Linked DNA regions of Homo sapiens: region 1 is linked to region 2. Evidence: chromatin contacts called from ENCODE Hi-C data. All regions are on one chromosome and are shown on one strand. The core of a region is the stretch at or near the end of the contact, and the rest is flanking DNA. Distances in the headings are between cores, read along the strand shown. Region 1 has its middle 230 kb from the start of LINC01985. Region 2 holds the start of LINC01985 (long intergenic non-protein coding RNA 1985).

What was found. Hi-C counts contacts between places; a loop is a spot of excess contacts on that map. Pooled maps may share reads with other maps.
Region 1: a map of aorta shows a loop between it and region 2 (7-fold over the local background). The contact joins the enhancer-like site here to the promoter of LINC01985 in region 2. A Hi-C loop is called at or near these places in 4 of 168 maps with a recorded cell type or tissue (MCF 10A, aorta, cardiac septum and 1 more) and 12 of 50 pooled maps.

The regions. Positions count from the first base shown.
Region 1 is chr3:30,284,005-30,289,311 of GRCh38, reverse strand. No RefSeq gene overlaps it. Among named protein-coding and RNA genes, the nearest start is that of LINC01985, 230 kb to the left of the region's middle. Within about 2 kb of position 3,136, at least 18 of the 41 ENCODE cell types and tissues checked have a DNase peak (open chromatin) inside an H3K27ac peak, as active enhancers do; they include endothelial cell of umbilical vein, where a contact is called at or near this core.
Region 2 is chr3:30,515,824-30,521,598 of GRCh38, reverse strand. It overlaps LINC01985 (long intergenic non-protein coding RNA 1985), which reads right to left and starts at 2,731. Exons shown (of 3, transcript NR_147054.1): 1 at 2,642-2,731.

The DNA.
Region 1 (5,307 bases), core at 1,887-4,386, 230 kb after region 2:
GGTAGCTGCTTCCTGGGTGTGAGAAACATCAGTAACAAATCAGTTGAAAAGTAGGAGTAAACCAGCATTAGTGATAAGTCTTAGGAAAAGAGCTTATGCTAACAAAAGAGCTTCTAGAGAAGAAAATAATTTTCAGGATAAGAATGAAATCTGAAATTGCATTTGAGATAAATTCCTTAGCTAAAAGAGCTGAATTCTACTTATATTGCCTTCCCCTCTGTTTTAACACCATAATTTTAAAAAATAAGGTCTAGTGAAGTTTAAGAAACACCAGTCTTTCCATCTTGCTTTTAAAGCCTACAGAGTTCTGGCTGGATCTTTCAAAGGAGCCAAATGAAATGTTGCCACATGGAAAATGTAGTGCCTCCTAGAAAGGGGAAAGGTCTGTTCTAATTTCACTCTCTGAGGCATGCAGTCACTTTCCAATTTAGCTTTTTTTAAAAAAAATCAGTGGTGTCCTATTGTAACACCAACACCTGTGAAAAGAATTCATTCATGCTGGCAATTAGAGTGGAAGTTTGGGGAAGTGGGGATTTTCAAAAGAAAAGAACTAGAATTTAGTCTTTTAGTCTTTTAGTCTTTTCTCTTTCTCCTTTGTCTCTTCCTCTCCCCTCTCTCTATCCCTTTCCCCACCCCACCTTCTCTTCACCAGTTCCATCGCCCCACAACACACACACTCGCTCATGTTTTTCTATCACAACTAACAAGTTTGGTTTTGCAAATTCCTCAACAAACACTTCTCAATATTTTCCTTGGAATCTGTTTTTCAAGTTGTTACTGTTTGTGGATAGTTATTTTTTTCACATGTAAACCTGTAATTAAAATTATGCACTTACCGCAAGCCAAAATTTCATCTTGCTTTGCAGATTGAAATGACCTGTCCATTTATTTAATCTTATTAACAGCAACTGTAATCATCATTATTTAGATGCTTTTAGAACATAGCATTTTATTTATGTATTTTTGAAAGAACCTTTTTTTTTTTTTTTTAATTGCCATAGTGCTTTAGAAGCTTAGGCTCAGAAGTCAGCTTTTTCTGGGCTCGAATTCTAACCTTCCGACATCCAGCCATGAGTTTTTAGACAAATTATTTAATTGCCTTAATCATTAGTTTCCCTCATCTGTAAATCAGGATTATATAATATATATGTAATAGACTATTGGGAGAGTTAAATGAGGCTATGAATAGACAACACATAGCAATGGCTGGAATGTAGTATATAGTCAGTAAGTTAGCTATCCTCCAGCATTTTCTTCTCCGGCACCATTATAATGTGGGATATTGACAAAAGAGATTTATAAAATAAAAGAATTATATGTACAGTCTTAGTTTCTTCATGCTTCTATAACAAAATACCTGAGACTGAGTAATTTATAAACAACAGAAATCTATTTCTCACAGTTATGGAGGCTGAGAAGTCTGAGATCGAGTCACTAGCAGGTTTGCTGTTTGGTGAGTGCTAGTCTCTGCTTCAAGATGGCACTCTGTTGCTGCATCCACACATGGTGGAAGGTGGAAGGGCTAAAAAAGGGATACATTTTGGGAGAAGCTTCTTTTATAGGGCATTAATACCTTTCAAGAGGGCAGAACCGCCATGACTTAATCACCTTCTAAAGGTTTCACCTCTTAATACTATCACATTGGTGATTAAGTTTCAACATGAAATTGAGAGGGAATGCAGTCAAACCATAGCATATACAAATCATACTAAGAAAAATTTTCCAATATTGACTTTTCCAGTAATTTAAAACAGTCACAGGAATCTGTGCCACTGTAGAAAGCTGCAAATAGGGCTGCAAACGAGCACCCAGTACTTCTGATCTAACTGATGTTACAGTGAAAATGCTGTCATGACAGAGGCATGGTTACCCTGTATCCACAGGGTATGCACTGTGCCTTTTGGAAATGGAGTATGTTAATCAATGTCATAAGAGCTAAGCTGCAACATTGACTGGATATTTGAACAGGACACATCTATGGTGTAAATTCAGCTTTGAGTCATCACTTCTTTAGTTGTTGTAGCTGGAGTAAAAAAATTCATGAAAACACCAACTCATTCAATTATAGGATGCAGAAAAATTTGGAAGGGATGGAAGGCTGTTTTGTAGAACACAATGGGTATAAAAGCCTTGAGTAAGACTGAGAAATTATGATCCCATTGAAGTCATTGGACATACATTTTCTGAGTATCTGCTCTATTCTGGCAGTGTGTCTGGTCCTATAGAGGCAGTGAAGCCCAAAACAGTGCCCCAGGCCTCAAAAAGTTTCAAATCGTGAGACTGGGGTAGAAGGAGAGATGGCCTTAAGGAAAGAGGGTATGAGTCAGCTTTTGCTGCAATGATGCTGGGCAGCAAACATTCAAAAATCAGTGACTTAAAACAAGCTAAATAGTATTGTAACCCAGGTTTCTCGACTCAACAAAAGTTCAATACCACCTTAAAAAGCCTATTTAGACATTCTTTTAATCTCACTCCTTCTAATTGAAATTGAAATGCCTCAGATAAATTACACATCTGTTTACATATTATATGTATATCCATGCTTTATGCATTAAAAAGTAAGATTTTTTTTGCCTTCCAGTGCCAATTTTCACCCCTTTTGGGCAACATTGCTCCATTAATAATGCATGATCTAACCCACCTTTGGGGGTTCAGGAAAAAGCTTCCAGAGACTTTAATACTTGGATTGCACCTTGGAGGTAGCAGGATTTTTCCAAACAAACAAGAGAGAAGTGTATTCTAACCATTAGGAATAGCACTGGTACCAATGGGTAAAAGAACCTTCTGTACTTTGGAAACTGCCAGGGTGGTTGGAATGCCAGGCTAAGGTCAGGGTGTGGTATGAGAGAAAGCTGGAGAGGTAGGCATATTATGAATCAGAGCCATGGTAAGCACCTCACCATGAAATCAACATTTCCCAGACTTTTCTCAGCCTTTTTTGCCTGCTTATATTCTAGGCATAGAATCAACTTTGCTTCTGAGGACAACTGTATCTTACTTTAGCCTTCAAAATACTCCCACAATTGAAGGGGAGGGCTCCTTGCAGCAACAAGGCTAGCAACTGGGGTGTGAAAACTGCTATTCTCCTTCTGAATGGGTCAGCTGGGAAATCAAGGGAAATGAATCATTGAAAACAGCTGTGTGGGTTGACCATGGCTTGGCAGTTGGCCATTGTTTGCCAGTAAAAGTAGCAGCAGAAATCAACCTGTACTGAATGCTACCCGTACATTTGGCTCAACCAATTTCTTAGAAGCTGATTTAAAGATTCTTCCCAAATTTACTATTAACAAAAAAGCCTGTACCACAGAAAGAAATATTTGGATTGCCTGTCAGTTTGCAGTATTTATGTCAACTCCTGTATGTTCCACTTTGGCAGCTTTGGCAAGTAAAAACTAAACAAAATAAAAATGATGCCATGAAGTAAAACACACATTCTCTTTTGCCAGATTTTTAGTATGTTCCTAATTTCTAAACCAAAAATTTGGTCACTATGACGTGACTAACATGAACCTCCCTAGGAATGGAAAGTAAATAAATATGAAACTAGGACTATTTTAAAAAATGTGAACGTAAAATCACTAAATTTTAGGCAAATTTTGGACTTAGTAAAAACAATCATGTTGTGAAATACTAAAATAATTCCCTGACCTACAACTAATTAGTTTACTTCAGATTTCACTAAGATATTTTAACCTCAACAAACAGCAAAAATCCTTCTTTCAACTGAATACTTGCAAAATTAAATTCCAGAACCCATCTTTAAGTTTGGCTCCCATAACCCAATATGCGATAGCTATGTGATATGCTCAAGTTGTCCATATTTTTGCAACATGTGGAGAAACAGGAAGCCCAGAACAGTCAAATGCAGGCCCTTATGCAGACATAATGTAATTGTGTTCAGACAGGATATTCATTCTTCTGGGTTTTATTAGGTGCACTCTAATTAATTAAAGAATGACAGACGTCATTGCGGAATTCTTCATCCCTCCAGTTAAGGCATCATTTTCAGGGCATGATACCATCTTAATGAAAATGATCCATTATTACCATGTTAAACAGATACAAATAACAAAAACCAAGTTAAACAGGAAGAAATGAACCTAGCTATAAATCACAGGTGAAACTAAGCCCAACCTAATTTGCAATGCAGAAGTTTCTCTGTTTCAGATGTTCTACTCTGGTAGTAGCTCCGGCCTTCCCATTATAGGCACCCTCTCCACCACCAGCAGCCTTCTTAGGTATCAGCTCTGGAGCATTCTTCTCTTGACTATCAATGTTCCATGACACTGAGAACCTTCCATTCAGCCAGAGGTCAGGTAACTTTGAGTCTTCATCAGCTTGCTGGAGACACTGAATGCACTGAAGGTATTTTTAAAAGAGAATACAGAATCATGGAGACTTGAGAGGTAGGCTGATCTATATCCCTGTTCTTTCCCTCAGGAGAGATGAAGTCACATAGTGACTACATTGAATAAAGAATAACTTCAATATCAACTGAATTCTGAAAATTAAGAGATCTGCTCTGTATTGTACCATTTTGTTCCTGTAGGATTTCTTTTTTCTTGGCTTATTTTTATCAAGAGCAGAGATGAATTATGAAGAAGCTAATGATGCATTTTTAAACTTTAAGACACTTCCAAAGCCAGGGGAAGAGCTGTAGCTATGTCTTCATAGTCATATTTTTGTAAAATTTCAAAAGTACTATATTTTAACTACAGGTGAATCACTTTCTCTTTCTACTCTGACACCCCTCCATTATATTGTCCCTCATATCAAGTGTCCCCAGAGTAGCCACAGAGATTTGCGGGTTTCAGCTAAGAGGAAGTTTGGTAAAGCATCGATACAGTTGCTGAACATAGTTGGGCATATTTATGCTAGTTGTCCCATTTTAAGAATGGCTCTAGAAATCTTTCCCCCAGTTGAAATATGAGATACAGCCCAACTAATGCTTCCATGGAATAATCACAGAAGACTTGGGAAGGACCTTGAACCACACGCACTCAGATAAAATATATGCATATTGCTGCCCCGCAGATACTGAGATAATTAATGTTTGTTGTCTTGAGGAGCTAAGTTTTAGAGTAGTTAGTTATATGCCAACATATAATTAATATATTGAGGAAGAGAAACAATAATTTAATCATCTTGTTAAATTCGTCCTCTCAGAATATATGAAAGCTGTAATATCTTGCATAATGAAATATCATTTTATAATAAGGTTGAAAGTCCATTTCCTTATTTCTTTTTATGTTCCATTAAGTGGTTCTAAGGATACTCACGAGTTCACATAATTTTCACAATAGTTGT
Region 2 (5,775 bases), core at 1,482-3,981:
CCATGCAAAGCATATTCTTACATTTAGACATTTCCATAATTATGCACATTTTCCTTTATTAGCAATTTCTCTGACTGTGTTTGGATGAGTGGTATGGAGTGTGTATAGGCTTGAGTGTGTACATACACAGTAAGGTGAAATGTGCCATGGTCAATAGGGGATGCTTTTTGGACTGTGGTGGATCTGCATGTGCTTAAGCTCCAGTTTGACACTCCCTATGTGATCTTGGGCAATTTACTTAATACCTCTAAGCTCTTCAGTTTTGTTATCTTTAAAATGGAGTTTGGAGAACTTACGCATAAACAGAACACTCAAAAAATTTTAGCTATGCTATGGATATTCCAAATATGATGAAGCAATATGTTAGATATTACATTAAAACATTACTATCAAATAGATTTTAGGGGTAAATTTTCAAAAATAATTGTTCAGATCTTTTGGTAATAGAGACCACAGAAAGAGCCAAAAAGCTTTTACAAATTATCCTAATGAAGGGAAAGAAGGGAAAAGGGAGGCAACTTTTGAAAAATGAAGTTATTGCTTTCTCAGTCCTTTCCAATTCAGTCACTGGGAGCTGACAATAAAAACAATATTGATTCCTCATTTTTAGTGAAACCTACCCAATAGAAATCCTTCAGGGCTTGCTATTTTTCTGAGAGAAACCCTGCCTTAGCACTATTGCCTTTTCCGGAAAGGATCTGGCAGAAAACAATATTCTGCCTGGAATTCGCAACATTTCTTCCTTTGTGAAAACAAACAAACAGTAAGTTCATTTCCTCCCAAATCTTCTCAGGATTCTTTCTCCTGGTTTACCTCCTAGAAATCAATTTCTTATGACTTTCTTCACTCACTTTCATAAAAGAGATCAGGCAGATACTCTAAAAGGTGAAAATTAAACATTTCAGGGACAATCTGATGTCATTTTGATTTTTTATGATTAAGTCTGATAGGATTTAATCGAATTCTCAATAATTATTTCTGGCAAGTGATTCTATAAGTGATTAAGTAATTCTCATTATTTTTACTTCTCTGTATTTTCTAATTTCCCTACAATAGATATTTAGTACTCATGAAAGAAAACACATAAAAGTTAAAAAGTATGGTGATCTTAAAGTTGCAGTCAAATATTTGTGGCCATTCTAATCAAATCGCCTTTATGGGGTCTGCTCTTGACTATACTACTTCATTTAATTCTTCCAATCACATCTACTCATCTTGACTGTTTTATCACTGAGGAACCAAAGCCCAGAGATTTTAATAAATGAATCGAATTATCACAGCTAGGAGAGGCAACACCATTATTGAACTGACAGCCTTATTTTTTAAAACACCCTGCAAGTAGGTAAAAAGCAGGAATGTAAACTCAGGTCTATCTGATCAAGTTTTATATTATTAATCACTGTTATTTCCTCAGATGTCTTCCTGAAGTAAAAAACTCAGAATCTGACCAATGTGATTTCTTTTTGTAGCCACGGTTCTACAGTTAAACTGAAGAAAAAAATTAGTTTTCTCTCTGTCAATTGAATGGCTAGTTGTTTTTTTGTTTTGTTTTTGTTTTTCTGACAGTCTTGCTCTATTGCCCGGGCTGGATTGCAGTGGAGTGATCTCGGCTCATTGCAACCTCTACCTTCCAGGTTCAAATGATTCTCCCGCCTCAGCCTTTCAAGTAGCTAGGACTACAGTTGTGTGCCACCATGCCCGGCTACTTTTTGTATTTTTAGTAGAGATGGGGTTTCACCATGTTGGCCAGGCTGGTCTTGAACTCCTGACCTCAAGTGATCTGCCCGCCTCGGCCTCCCAAAGTGTTGGGATTACAGGAGTGAGCCACTGCACCCAGGCTTTTTTTTTTTTTTTTTTTTTTTCCCAAAACAGATGAATTTTCTGAGAGAAGGCCCTCAGCTACATCTAGACTCTACTGAAATGGCCCATTCGGAACCCAGAACATCTATAAGAGTATCTTTGCTTGGAAACTTATAAGAAAGTTCTCAAAATACTAAAGACAAGACACTATGAGGGAAATGAAGGAAAGTTATCATACAGACAGAGGCATTAATTGAACCCCAAGATGAGGCCAGTTAATACAAAAACGAAAGAACTTAAATTCAATACACATTTTCCATTAGCACGTAACTAAAAAAAAAGACTTACAGTAACTTTTAGTATTGCCTGGTATTCTACATTTTTGTAGGCGGAACTTAAAACTCTTAATTTTCACTGAGTTACAATTTAATGACCATTAAGTACCTTCTAAGCCAGAAACATTTTGACTTCCTTTAAGTTTTAAAAACTTCTCCCCCAGACCTTTCCCTACTTTGCTTGTGTTTCCCCTCCTCAGACTTTAGTCTTGCTTTGCTTATTATTATTTTTTTAATCTTCTATTTAGTTTTTTGCAGTTCAGGGTAAGAGACAAGGTATTACTTCTCTCTTGTGGGGTTCCAGCACCAAGGCTGATCTTAATTGAATGGCTCAGAGAATGAATCTGAGGGAAGCAACTATGAACCAATCCAACTGCAAAGGAACAGATTATGAAATTAGTCATGTGCTTTTAAAGCAGTCCCATGTTTCAGTTTTGGAAAGCTGGACTTAAAAATGTAACTAAAATCAATGACTAGGAATGAATGGGGGAAGAATAATGTCTTACCTGTTCTATGTTCATCATATTAAGTTTCAAACATACCATCTCCAGCCACAATTTCAAGCAAAATTAGTTTGAGAATGAGACATTCAGGAGACAGGGGAATTGACAAAGAAGGGAGAACCAAACTCATTGGGTCAAACTATACGGAGATGGCCAGAGAGGACCTGTTGCCAATTTGATAAGTGATCTCATTCCACTCTGAAGCCCATCAGAGTTCTGAGCAGAGAGATGCTGGATCTCATTATTATTTATTCTTGACCTGCAGCCAAAAAAACCCTCTGAACTGAATATCCAGCTTTGCATCTAAGGCATTTCAGTGTCTCCAATGTGGTAAAGGAAAACACTTTTTCTTTCCTGTTGCTATGTATATTGGCAAATATCCTATCCAAAGAATTGTGCTCCAAGAACTCTGGAAACACCTGCCAGCAGAAAACTTGGGAGCTTTGTTTAAACAAGTATACCTGCCAACTTTCCAGTGCTGTTGATTTTGCAGGACTGAACAACGTGGACTATTTTAAAACTACTTATGGATAACAGGAACTGGGCCATGGAGATGAGGCACGGAATGTGCCTAGAATCATGTTTATCTTTTTATTTTTTAGTATTGTGTAGTCTGAGCCTTGTGCAAGAAAACTGCAGTGTTAATCTCCCTTCAGCACTGGGTCCACCATGTGGCTGTGAACAGGAAGAATGCTTGGGCGTGAATTCAAGGTATTTGGCAAAATAGGGTTTCCAAGAAACCCTGTGGAAATATAAAGCTCCAGGCTCTGTGACATGTACTGGCATTAACAAATGTCCCTTAGGTTCTCAAGGGCATTTAGATTCCTTTTGTAATTTCTTCATAGCATTGTAATCAATGAATCAGCTCAAACACTCTTGAGTCTTAGTGAGCAATTCCAAATCTGAGTCCTAATTGGACATGATTATAATAAACAGTTCTACTCTAATTTCCTTCCATCAAAATTAACTACTGTAGGTAATTGTCCAATAGGCAAGATGTTTTCTTGAGGTATTAAATAAAGGCATTTGGATATATAAATCTTAATGGTTGGCATAAAAGATGCCATGCTCAAGGCAATAAGGCTTAGTGGTATTTGTTTTTAACTCAACAGCTAGTATATGGTTGTTTGAAAGTAACTGAACTGAGGTCATTGGAGGAGGTGGAAGGACACCAACCTCCCATCTTACAGACCATAAGGTGGTCCCACTGAACTTCAGCTGTTTCCATGGCTGAGCAGCATGGTGATGTTTTGTGGATGGGAAAGATGCTGCTACTCCAAAGGTGTATCAATCTGAAGATGCTAGCCTACTTCATGTGGTTGGAAGGAAGGATGTTGAAAACCTCTTTATCAGCTGGGTGTGGTGGCCCATGCGTGTAATCCCAGCGCTTCGGAAGGCCCAGGCAGGTGGATCACCAGAGGTCAGGAGTTTGAGACCAGCCTGTCCAACATAGTGAAACCCTGCCTGTACTAAAAATGCAAAAAAAATTAGCCAGTTATGGTGGCACGTGACTGTAATCCCAGCTACTCAGGAGGCTGAGGCAGGAGAATCGCTTGAACCTGGGAGGCAGAGGTTGCAGTAGGCCAAGATCGCACCACTACACTCCATCCTGGGTGACAGAGTGAGACTCCGTCTCAAAAAAAGGAGAAGAAAACCTCTTTATCAATGTGTTCTTCTGGCCTGCTATGAAAGTCCTACCATTTTGAGTTTTTCCTTTGGATTAAGGCTCTGTAGGAGTCACTTTGCTTCTTAGTTCCTCAGTTGCCTCCTCCATACTGTTAGGGAATTAGTTTATGTATCATTTAGTGATCACTGCAATAACACTATGTAATAAACCACCTCTGAAACTCAGGAACTTAAAATAATAATTATTTGTCCTCATAGAGCTGTGTGTTGTTTGGGGAGGCTCAGTTTCAGGCCATGGTGGCTGGGGTGGCTTTGTTTTACATTGAGGGTCCACTGGTCAATTTTGGACAACCTGCCATTGGCTAAGGCAAGTCACATGACCAATCCCTAAGCCAAGGAGTGTGGAAATATGCCTCATTCATGAGTATTTAGTACCAAGCAGTGTGAAAATATACTTCATTTATGAAGTTACTATGGCAAGGGTGTGATATAGGGAGGAGTAAAAAATTGGGGTCACTAAATCAACCTAACACAGACTAGTTAAGTGGATTCTAAATATTGGGGTCCTTGTAGCTATAACAGAGATTTCTCAAATACACTATGTTACAGAATCCTAAAATTTTAAAAATGTAAAGACAGAACCATTTTGCAGGTCCACTAGGGAACTCCTAAAGCATTGTAAGTATCATGTGGGAAGCCTGTAAAAATCTGGGTCTTCTGTAGCAGAACTGAGACGGATGGTCTAGGAAACACCATTTTAAATAACATTTCAAGTTATTCTGATGAGAGCTTGGTGGAGCTTGAATTCTCCAGGATCCTAGGATTCTAAGCTGCACCTCTATTTTGACAGCACATGTGGTTATCAAGTACCAGCACCGTTTTACTGAGTCAGGTTACATATGCTAGCTGAAATAAATTACTCTTCCTATGCCAGTTGACACATTTTGGCAGGGACCTCTTATCCACAAGCCAATACAAATAAAGTGGGTAAAAGCAGGAAAAGGGAGCAATGGTATCTTGTCAAGTTTTGAATACTAATATCTCACTTTTATTTACAACAATAATAGTTGACAATAAAGTCAAGTTCTGATTCTAAGCATTATTTCCAGAAAGTTAGAGTTAATATGCAGTTACTGTAGGCCAGGAAAACCTTAAGCAAAACTTCAGTCATTGGATATATCATTCAGGGTTATACCAGATAAAAAGAATTGGTAGGATATCTATCTACCTATCTGTCTATCTATCTATCTTATCTATCTGTGCAAGGAATTGTCTTTTATGATTGTGGAGGCTGGTGACAAGTCTGAAATCCGCAGGGTAGACCATTGGGAAGGGCAGGCTTGAAGTTAGGCAGAAGTTGATGCTACAGTCCACAGGAAGAATTTCTTCCTTGTCAAGAAAAGCTCACCTGTGCTTTCAAGGACTTTCAGTGGACAGAGTCAGGGTCAAGCACATTAGAGATGATAGTCTCCTTTACTTAAAAGTAACTAATTATATATGCTATTCATATT